Linked DNA regions of Homo sapiens: region 1 is linked to region 2. Evidence: read pairs that join two places in POLR2A ChIA-PET (ENCODE). Cell type or tissue: MCF 10A. All regions are shown on one strand. Each heading gives the region's core, and the rest is flanking DNA. Links, peaks and the distances in the headings are about the cores only.

The links. ChIA-PET counts read pairs that join two places held together with the same protein. Peaks named below come from ENCODE experiments on the same cell type or tissue, not always from the same donor. Only the 100,000 strongest peaks of a DNase experiment are listed, where the experiment ranks them.
Region 1: POLR2A ChIA-PET joins it to region 2 with 5 read pairs; 4 of 35 experiments call an interaction of 5 or more read pairs at or near these places.

The regions. Positions count from the first base shown.
Region 1 is chr1:151,577,927-151,582,317 of GRCh38, reverse strand. It overlaps TUFT1 (tuftelin 1), which reads right to left. Exons shown (of 13, transcript NM_020127.3): 10 at 3,492-3,597; 11 at 2,586-2,669; 12 at 1,276-1,376; 13 at 1-674. The coding sequence ends at 611. Among named protein-coding and RNA genes, the nearest start is that of SNX27, 32 kb to the left of the region's middle. In MCF 10A, for the core only: no CTCF peak of the experiment used is centred there; a DNase peak (open chromatin) is centred at 2,697.
Region 2 is chr1:151,462,588-151,466,978 of GRCh38, reverse strand. No RefSeq gene overlaps it. Among named protein-coding and RNA genes, the nearest start is that of POGZ, 5.3 kb to the right of the region's middle. In MCF 10A, for the core only: no CTCF peak of the experiment used is centred there; no DNase peak of the experiment used is centred there.

The sequences.
Region 1 (4,391 bases), core at 322-4,321, 120 kb before region 2:
TCCTCCCCAGAAAGACAAGGCCACCCAGTCAAAGCTTAGGTTCACTGGCTCTCACCAGGCCTTGCCAGGTAACCCCACTATCTGTCTGCAGGAGGCCAGGGCAGCGTAGGCTGCAGATGGAGCAAGTAGAAAAACAAACAGTTTGTTGCTAAGAACTGAGCTGTGTTTGTGGAAGGAACTTCATTCCCCCAGGACATTCTCCAATCACTCTGGACATCTGTGTCTCCAGCTTTTAGGGCTGAGGCAAATCTTGTCACCTCTCCCAATCTGATGAAGGCCTGGCTTATGGCACAGCCAGAGTCCAGTCTACAACAGAAGGGAGGCTCTCTACAGAGAAAAATAGTCACTGTAGGAATATAGATATTGCCCTGGCTCCTGCTTGCAGGACAATGTCTTCCAAAGGGCTGCAGTGCCTTGAATAGGTGCTCGTGCTCCGTCTGCCCAGCTTAGAGTGGCCAGGGGCTTGGGAATGGTGAGACACAGGAGCCCGAAGTCCTGGGTGCAGCCAGGGGACAGTCAGGAAGTCAAAGGCAGTGTTAACAGCCAACAGGGGCAGTGGGCTTCTCCGAGGCAGAGGCAGCAGCAATGGCAGCAACCATCTCCAGGCAGCTCAGGTTTCCACCACTCGGATGACAGGCATGGGCTTCGGGCTAGGCGGCTTGGATATCCTAATACTGAAAAGAAGGTTGGAAACACTGAGTTGTGCTGGGAACAGCTGTGTTGTGGCCCACCCTTCACAGAGCCCCTGGAATCTTCACATTGGCCTCTGGAATCTTACACTGCAGTGCTGGCTGATCACTTGGGTTCCAAGTGCTTTAAAACAGTAATTATCAGTGACAACTAGGGGAAGATTTGGGGCATGATACATGTGTCTTGTAGCAAGGGTGAAGAAAAGAGAGGGGCAGTTAAACAACTGAGAAGTGGATATAGCTGTGATTCTCGATTTTGTCAAGATCATGGGTCCTTTTCTGAATCTCTTAGAGGCAAAATACCCTCTCCCTAGAAATATGCAAACATTATAACTAAATTTTTCCTACCATTTCAGGTGGTTCATACATCTCTAGAAGCCATTCATGGACCTCCCTGGGCTTGTGTTAACAGGTTCTACTCTAATTGGGCTAGAAAATGGTTCCGGCAAACAGTGGGTCAGACTGAGGGAGGAAAGTTGGATTTAAAGGAGCCTTGTTCTTGCCTTAGCACTAAAGGTTCTACAGAGCTCTGTCCCTCCTTCTCCCCTCCTCCCTGGCCCCATTCTATCTACACACGCTCACTCACCTGCCCGGGTTCTCTGTCTTGGCCCGGGCCTGGGTGCTGAAGTTGCCATGACTGATTTGTTTTTCTATCAGGTGTTCCATCCGGTCATGCATCTCTAAATTCTGTAACACAAGCTTAGGGGTTAGAGTTGGCCTTTTTCTGGCTTCCCGGGTGCCACGTTCAGCTAGTGCATTCTGGTCTCTCTGCCTGTGTTTATGCTGCTGTTGCCTCTACCCCCACCATGCGTGCCACCACCTGGATACCCACTTGCCTCATCTTCATTACCATAGATTGCGCTTATCCTCCAATACCTGCTCCTCCATAACTCTGTACAACACTGACAGACTGATGGTTTCCTATATGTCCTCTACATACAGTTCTTTTTTTTTTTTTTTTTTTTTTGAGATAGGGTCTCACTCTGTTGCCCAGGCTGGAGTGCAGTGGCGTGATTATAGCTCACTGCAGCCTCGACCTCCTGGGTTCAAGTGATCCTCTCCTTTAAGTCTCCCAAGTAACTGGACTACAGATGCATGCCACCACATCTGGTTAATTAAAAAAATTTTTTCTTTTTCAGAGACAAAGTCTCACTATGTTGCCTAGGTCTTGAACTCCTGGCCTCGAGCAATCCTACCGCCTCAACCTCCCTAAGTGCTGGGATTACAGGCATGAGCCACTGCACCTGGCCCCTATATATAATTTTTTGTCCTCAGTTGAGATACTCACTTGCCTTTGTTGATACGCTATTCTATAAAGCATTCTTTGGTCTTTTTAAAAATACACATTTTATCTCTGACTATAGACTGCAAACTCTCTAAAGATAACCCTTTCTCCCATTTTTCTCCCTCACTACAGGGGATCTTCACAGAGCGTTCGCAAAGTGATCTTCAGGTAGTCAACAGACAGGTAGGGCCCTGTGGCAAAGTGGAAATTAGACTAGGAAGGCAACTCGTTACGTAATCTAGCCCTGGAAAAGGCTCCATCTGTATGAATGCCTCCTCCTCCTTCACAGCCCAGCACCACTGCCAGCTCCTTTGCAAAGCCTGGAGGGTCAGAATTAGCCGTGTGCAGCCATGGCATGTGGCTTGCACCATGATGACATGTCCGTTGAAGGTGGGGCCAGGGGGGTGGTCATCTCATCATTGTTAGCAGCTTCCTGAAGGTTCTCAGAAAATGTTTATTCAGCTGAACTGAAAGTCAACCAACCACCCTAGGTATTCACTTCAGAGCAACAGCAAGACATGACAAAGACCCCTCCCATAACCTCTGTCTCCCTTATGTCCACCTTCTCTTCAAGAGTCCTGTTCCCCTGCTGGGCTGCCCAGCACACACACCTCTGCCTCCAGATAGGCGATTTTCTCCTTGAGCTCCTGGATGGTGGCGTCCTTTGACTGGATCACAGCTTTTGAATTCTGGAGCTGCAAAGGTGTGGGAGACACTGGAGCTCATTTTGCAATGACTCATTACACACTCACCAGACTTCACCCCAGCTGCTGGGGAAGGCAGCAGAGCCCTGCAACTCCATATGACTTCATTAGCTTTTCTACAAAGGCCTCCTTTCAGTCAATATTAGACTCTTGATTATCCCAGGGGTGGGAGTGAGGAGTGTGTGAGGGGAATACCACCCTGAGAATCCAAAATAATGAATGACAAAACCCATTCCATATGGCTTTGGAAAATACAAATTATTTTTTCATTCAAGACATATTTATTGAGTACTTACTATATGACTGACTCTGTTCGAGATAATGGAAAACAGCACTAAATAAAACAGACACTAATGGAGCTGACATGAAGCACATACAGCCTCCCAGTTATGGGGCCTTAGGCTCTCAAAACAATTCTGCAAATAGACAAATCCTAAGTATGCTACCCTCAAGCTCAGGTGGGGTAAGGCAGGAAAGCAGCCATGAGGCTCAAAGACTGATAATCTGCACAGATAACAGAGTTTATTATGACTCAACTACTCATTTACCCACACTCTTCACAGAGTATATGACAAATTAACCTTTTCCTTCCTTTCCTATTGGAAAGCAGAGGCCAAATGGCAAACAAACAAACAAAACAGTAGGGGAAAGATGGGAGAAAAGCAAATCCTAATAACCTGAACCTGGTAATTGGTAGCTATAAATGTTTGACATGGGAAATGCATGAATATAAGTCAAGCTCCCTAGGAAACAAATAAGAGCATAGACTTGGGGTGACTCCCCGAGGGCAGGTTACAAACCAGCCCAACTTACCTGCTCTATCATTTGCCGGACTTTCCGCTGCTGGCTCTTGAGCATGTCATCCAAGTGGTGGATCTTCTCCCGCAACCCGGCCACTTCCTTTTCCAGGGTAGCAGCCCTGGGGATAAAGACCAGAAGGCTGAGGCAATGGAACAAGATCACTTATTTACCCAGTCACAGGAAGAGCCTTGAGCTTGGGAGGTTCCCATTAATATGATTCCCTTTGCCTGATTCCCTGGTAGGCTGCTCTGAAGAGTAGGTGGTGGGTACCTTAGAATATCACATTGGAAGCACTGAGGTCAGGAGTTCAAGACCAGCCTGGCCAACATAGTGAAACCCCACCTCTACTAAGAATACTAAAATTAGCCAAGTGTGGTGGCGTGTGCCTGTAGTCCCAGCTACTCAGGAGGCTGAGGCACAAGAATCGCTTGAACCCAGGAGGCAGAGGTGGCAGTGAGCCAAGATGGCGCCACTGCACTCCAGCCTGGGTGACAGAGCAAGACTTTGTCTCACAAAAAAAAAGAATATTACATTGGAAGCATCATCAGGGATCACCTAGTCTAAGAGAGGAAACTGAGGCTCGGAAAGGTTAGAAGGGATAAGTCATTCTGGATAACTCTGGAGGGTAAATCTAGAAGCAACAGGTAGATGGTTCCAGGGAAGCTGTTTTTATATTAACACAGGAAAGACTTTCTTAGTATTAAAGCTGTCAGAAAGTGGCCAGTCTCATGTGTAATGAACTCCTCGTTACTGGAAAGATTCAAGTAGAAGCTAGGATTTCCCTCTCCGACCTTTTCTTTTTTTTTTTTTCCGGAGACAGGGTCTCACTCTGTAGCCCAGGCTGGAGTGCAATAATGCAAACATGGCTCACTGCCAGGTTGACCTCCTGGGCTCAAGCAATCCTCCTACCTC
Region 2 (4,391 bases), core at 128-4,127:
GCTGAGATCGTACCACTGCACTCCAACCTGGGTAACACAGTGAGACTCCATCTCAAAAATAATAATAATAACAGTAATATAGTAATAGTAATATAATAATAGTAAGCCACATGTTAGAGTGAGAAGAAACTCTAGTTCTTTGGGCACATATGTTCATATAGGATTATTGAGAAATGTATCATTTCTCTAGGAAGATAGGGAATGAAGCATAACTTTTTTTTTTTTTTTTTTTCTCGAGACAGAGTCTTGCTCTGTCACCCAGGGAGGAGCGCAGTGGCACAATCTCAGCTCACTGCAACCTTCGCCTCCCATGCTTCAGCCTCAGGAGTAGCTGGAATTACAGACCTGCACCCCCATGCCCGGCTAATTTTTGTATTTTTAGTAGAGATGGGATTTCGCCATATTGGCCACGCTAGTCTTGAACTCCTGACCTCAAGTGATCCACCCACCTTGGCCTCCCAAAGTGCTGGGATTACAGGTGTGATCCACCATGACTGGCCAGAAGCATCTTGTCCACTGGGGTTCATGAACAAGCCCAGAAACAGGATTCAAGTCTGAAAGTGCTTGCAAAATGTTGTGTATATGTACAAATGTGCATTTTTCTGGGGGAGATAATTCATAGCTTTTATAGAGATTTTTGAGGGGGTCATGATGCAGAAAAGTTTAAGACTCACTTTTCTAGGCTAGGAATAAGATCTCTGAATAGGAGAAACAGAGATCAGAGCCTGCCAGGAAGCAAGGTTCGTAGGAAAGAGAAAACTCTTATTCACACCTGATGCACAGCACTTATACACACAGCTACATTTATGTGAAAGCTGAGAAATAAGAATTATTTCCTGAATGAATGAAAGTTAAATCATTTTCCTCCTATAAAATGATTTTAAACTGGTGAATCGTGGCACTCTCACGTTGTCAGATTTTATTACCTCTATGTTTCAGGTAACAGAAAAGTCATTAAAAATGGATGATCTTTTGCTGTCATGGGAGATGGCCCCTTTGCCACCTCTAACTCCTATTGTACATATTCAGTAATAAGAGAAGACCCAAACGGACCTGACCACTTATCTACACCAGAAACCTTTAAAAAATTTAATCCTGGCCAACATGGTGAAACCCTAGCTCTACTAAAAATACAAAAATTAGCCAGGCATGGTGGCGGGCACCTGTAATCCCAGCTACTCGGGAGGCCGAGGCAGCAGAATCACTTGAACTGGGGAGACGGAGGCTGCAGTGACCCGAGATTGCACCACTGCACTCCAGCCTGGGCAACAAAGCAAGACTCTGCCTGAAAAAAAAAAATTAATTCTGAATGATACCTCAGTCTTCTCATCTGTAAAACAATGATATTAATCATCATGTCCTTCAAAAATATGAATTGGAAAAGCTATTTACTGTCCACAGTTGCATTCTGAAAATTATGCATGACTATAATAAAATATAAACACTGCTAAATTTAAAAAGAATGTATGCTAGAGGAAAAGGAATTTTTACTACATTTTACTCTGCAATCCATTATCAGGAACAAGTCATATATCAAGCATACCTATAAAATAGTCCAATTTATTTTGTCATGAAGCTTTATGGAGTCAATTTAATTACTTGATAATCATACCTGGTCAACTCCATAGCAACAACCTAGATTAGACAAGTATAGCTTTGCTTCTGGGTATCTCTTTAAAATATTAATTTAATTCGAAGTTAAACTACATCATTACCTCCTAGGAAACCATGCAGCAACTCACAGTGAGCTCTTGATGATGATAACACTGCTGCTCATGCATTTCTTATGAAATATATTTTGAAGACAGAGATCTTAATTGCTTCTTACTGAAAGCTAATGGGAATTCTTCCTTTAGAAACCCAGGCTGAGAACTTCCTCAGGCTTTTTCTCACCTCCTGTGTCTCTAGGAAAGTCCCCAACTCTTCTAAACATAAGAAGGTAGCAAATAATATTCCTAAATAAAATCCGGCCACAGCTGTTAACTTCCCCATTTTTTAATTTGACATTGGTCAAATGTAGATCTCCACTTGCCCTTTATTTCATGGCAATTTGCCTGTCAAGTTAAGCACCTCAATGTTTTCCTTCCACCACACATGCTGACTTATACACATGCTGAATCCCAGGCTCAGTGCAATCAGCTATCCATCTTTTCCACCTGGGAGCTGCTCAGATGGTAAAAATGTCTCTACTGTTTTTCTCTTACGTTTTCTGAAATGAGTAGCTCTCTTTGAGGTTCCAGCTTTGACAATCCTGAGTGTGCATTACAGAGAGTGGGATACCCATTTCTTTCTTTCTTTTTTTTTTTTTTTTTTGAGACGAAGTCTCACACTGTGGCCCGGGATGCTATGCAGTGGCGTGATCTCGGCTTGCTGCAGCCTTCGCTTCCCAGGTTCAAGCAATTCTCCTGTCTCAGCCTCCCAGGTAGCTGGGATTACAGGCATGCACTACCACACCCGGCTAATTTTTTGTATTTTTAGTAGAGACGGGGTTTCACTATTTTGGTCAGGCTGGTCTGAAACTCCTGACCTTGTGATCTGCCCACCTCCGCCTCCCAAAGTGTTGGGATTACAGGCGTGAGCCATCGTGTTCGGCTGTTACCCATTTCTTAAAGAAATCTGGCATTATCTCCCACGAAGCTTATTTCTGCCTGGACTAACCTCACCATCTGAGCCTCCCTACTCCCCGCCCAAACACATACCAGTCAACCTCACGCTGAACCTGAACAATAAGTGATTAGGTCTGCATTTTAGCAAAATGATGCCACCGAGGGCATCCATGACTCAATGCTTTTGAAGACATGCTGAAATCATTTGTCTCTCTTCTTTAACATTCTCCAAGCTACAGGTGGTTCCAATTTTCTTTTGTATGTTTTGTTGTTGTTGTTTGTTTGTTTGTTTTTTGATGGAGTTTCACTCTTCTTGCCCAGGCTGGAGTGCAATGGTGCAATCCTGGCTCGGTGCAATCCTGGCTCACTGCAGCCTCCACCTCCTGGGTTCAAGTGATTCTCCTGCTTCAGCCTCCCAAATAGCTGAGATTACAGGCGCGTTCCACCACGCCTGGCTAATTTTTTGTATTTTTAGTAGAGATGGGGTTTCACCATCTCTACTAAAGACCTTTGGCCAGGCTGGTCTTGAACTCCAGACCTCAGGTGATCTGCCTGCCTTGGCCTCCCAAAGTGCTGGGATTACAGGCATGAGCCACCGTGCCCAGCCCCAATTTTCAACTTGTGGCAGAAACCGTAAGTCAAGGAAGCAAGTAAGTATTTCCATAAACTGTAGAAAAGAAACACTCTCCAGCTATGTAACTGAAAAGCTCAGCTTGGGACATCCATTAACCTTTGACTTTCTTTCTTAGAAAAAGTTTCTAAGTTGGCTACTGAAGACTGGAATAATTTTTAGGAGTACCACTATTAGGATCAAATTTCTTCAACATATCAGACTGGATTGGCTTTCAGATTCCTCCCCAGTATGTTACAGAGGCACATACGAGTTGATTTCTAAGGATCTGATTCAGGTTATTTGTTCTACTACTTGGGTTTCCCATCATCATCAAGATGGTTCAAACCATTATCCAGATGGTCCAAAAGAGAGACCAAAGCTATCAGTTCTGTTACTTCACTCTGGAAACCTGTGTTTTAGCTGAAGAAGCAAAATGTTCCAACACTGTCCAAATTAATATGAGCATTCTCTCTTTAGCACAAGGAATACGTTTCTGGAAATAGCAGTGTTAACTGTATAGTCTCTTTTGAAGTGCTGCACCAGTGTTGTAATGTAAGGTGGCAGAGTTTCCTTGAAATCTTCTGAAGGTATAAAATGTCTTTGCTCATCATTTCCTTTTTTTTTTTTTTTCTTTGAGATGGAGTCTCACTCTGTCACCCAGGCTGGAGTGATGTGGTGTGATCTCGGCTCACTGCAACCTCCACCTCCCGGGTTCAAGCGATTCTCCTGCCTCAGCCTCCTGAGTAGCTAGGACTACAGGCATGTGCCACCACGCCTGGCTAATTTTTGTATTTTTAGTAGAGATGGGGTTTCACCATGTTGGCCAGGCTGGTCTCAAACTCCTGATCTTGTAATCCACCCACCTCGGCCTCCCAAAGTGCTGGGATTACAGGCATGAGCCACCACACCTGGCCAGGATACCTTTTACAACGTCAAAAGACACTCCATTCCCTAATTGCCTGTTGATCTTTACCCTCTGTTTCCTCACCCATTTCCTCAAAGGTGCCTCCAGATCCTGCAAAACTCCCACTTTTACATTTAGCATGATAGACTTTCTGTATTCTTGGTGGCAGGCATAGCACCATCACTCATTTTATTGGGCATTATGGGTCAAAACTGTCTCCCAGGGCACAAACTAAATGACAGAAAAATAGAGAGGAGTAAGTAACACA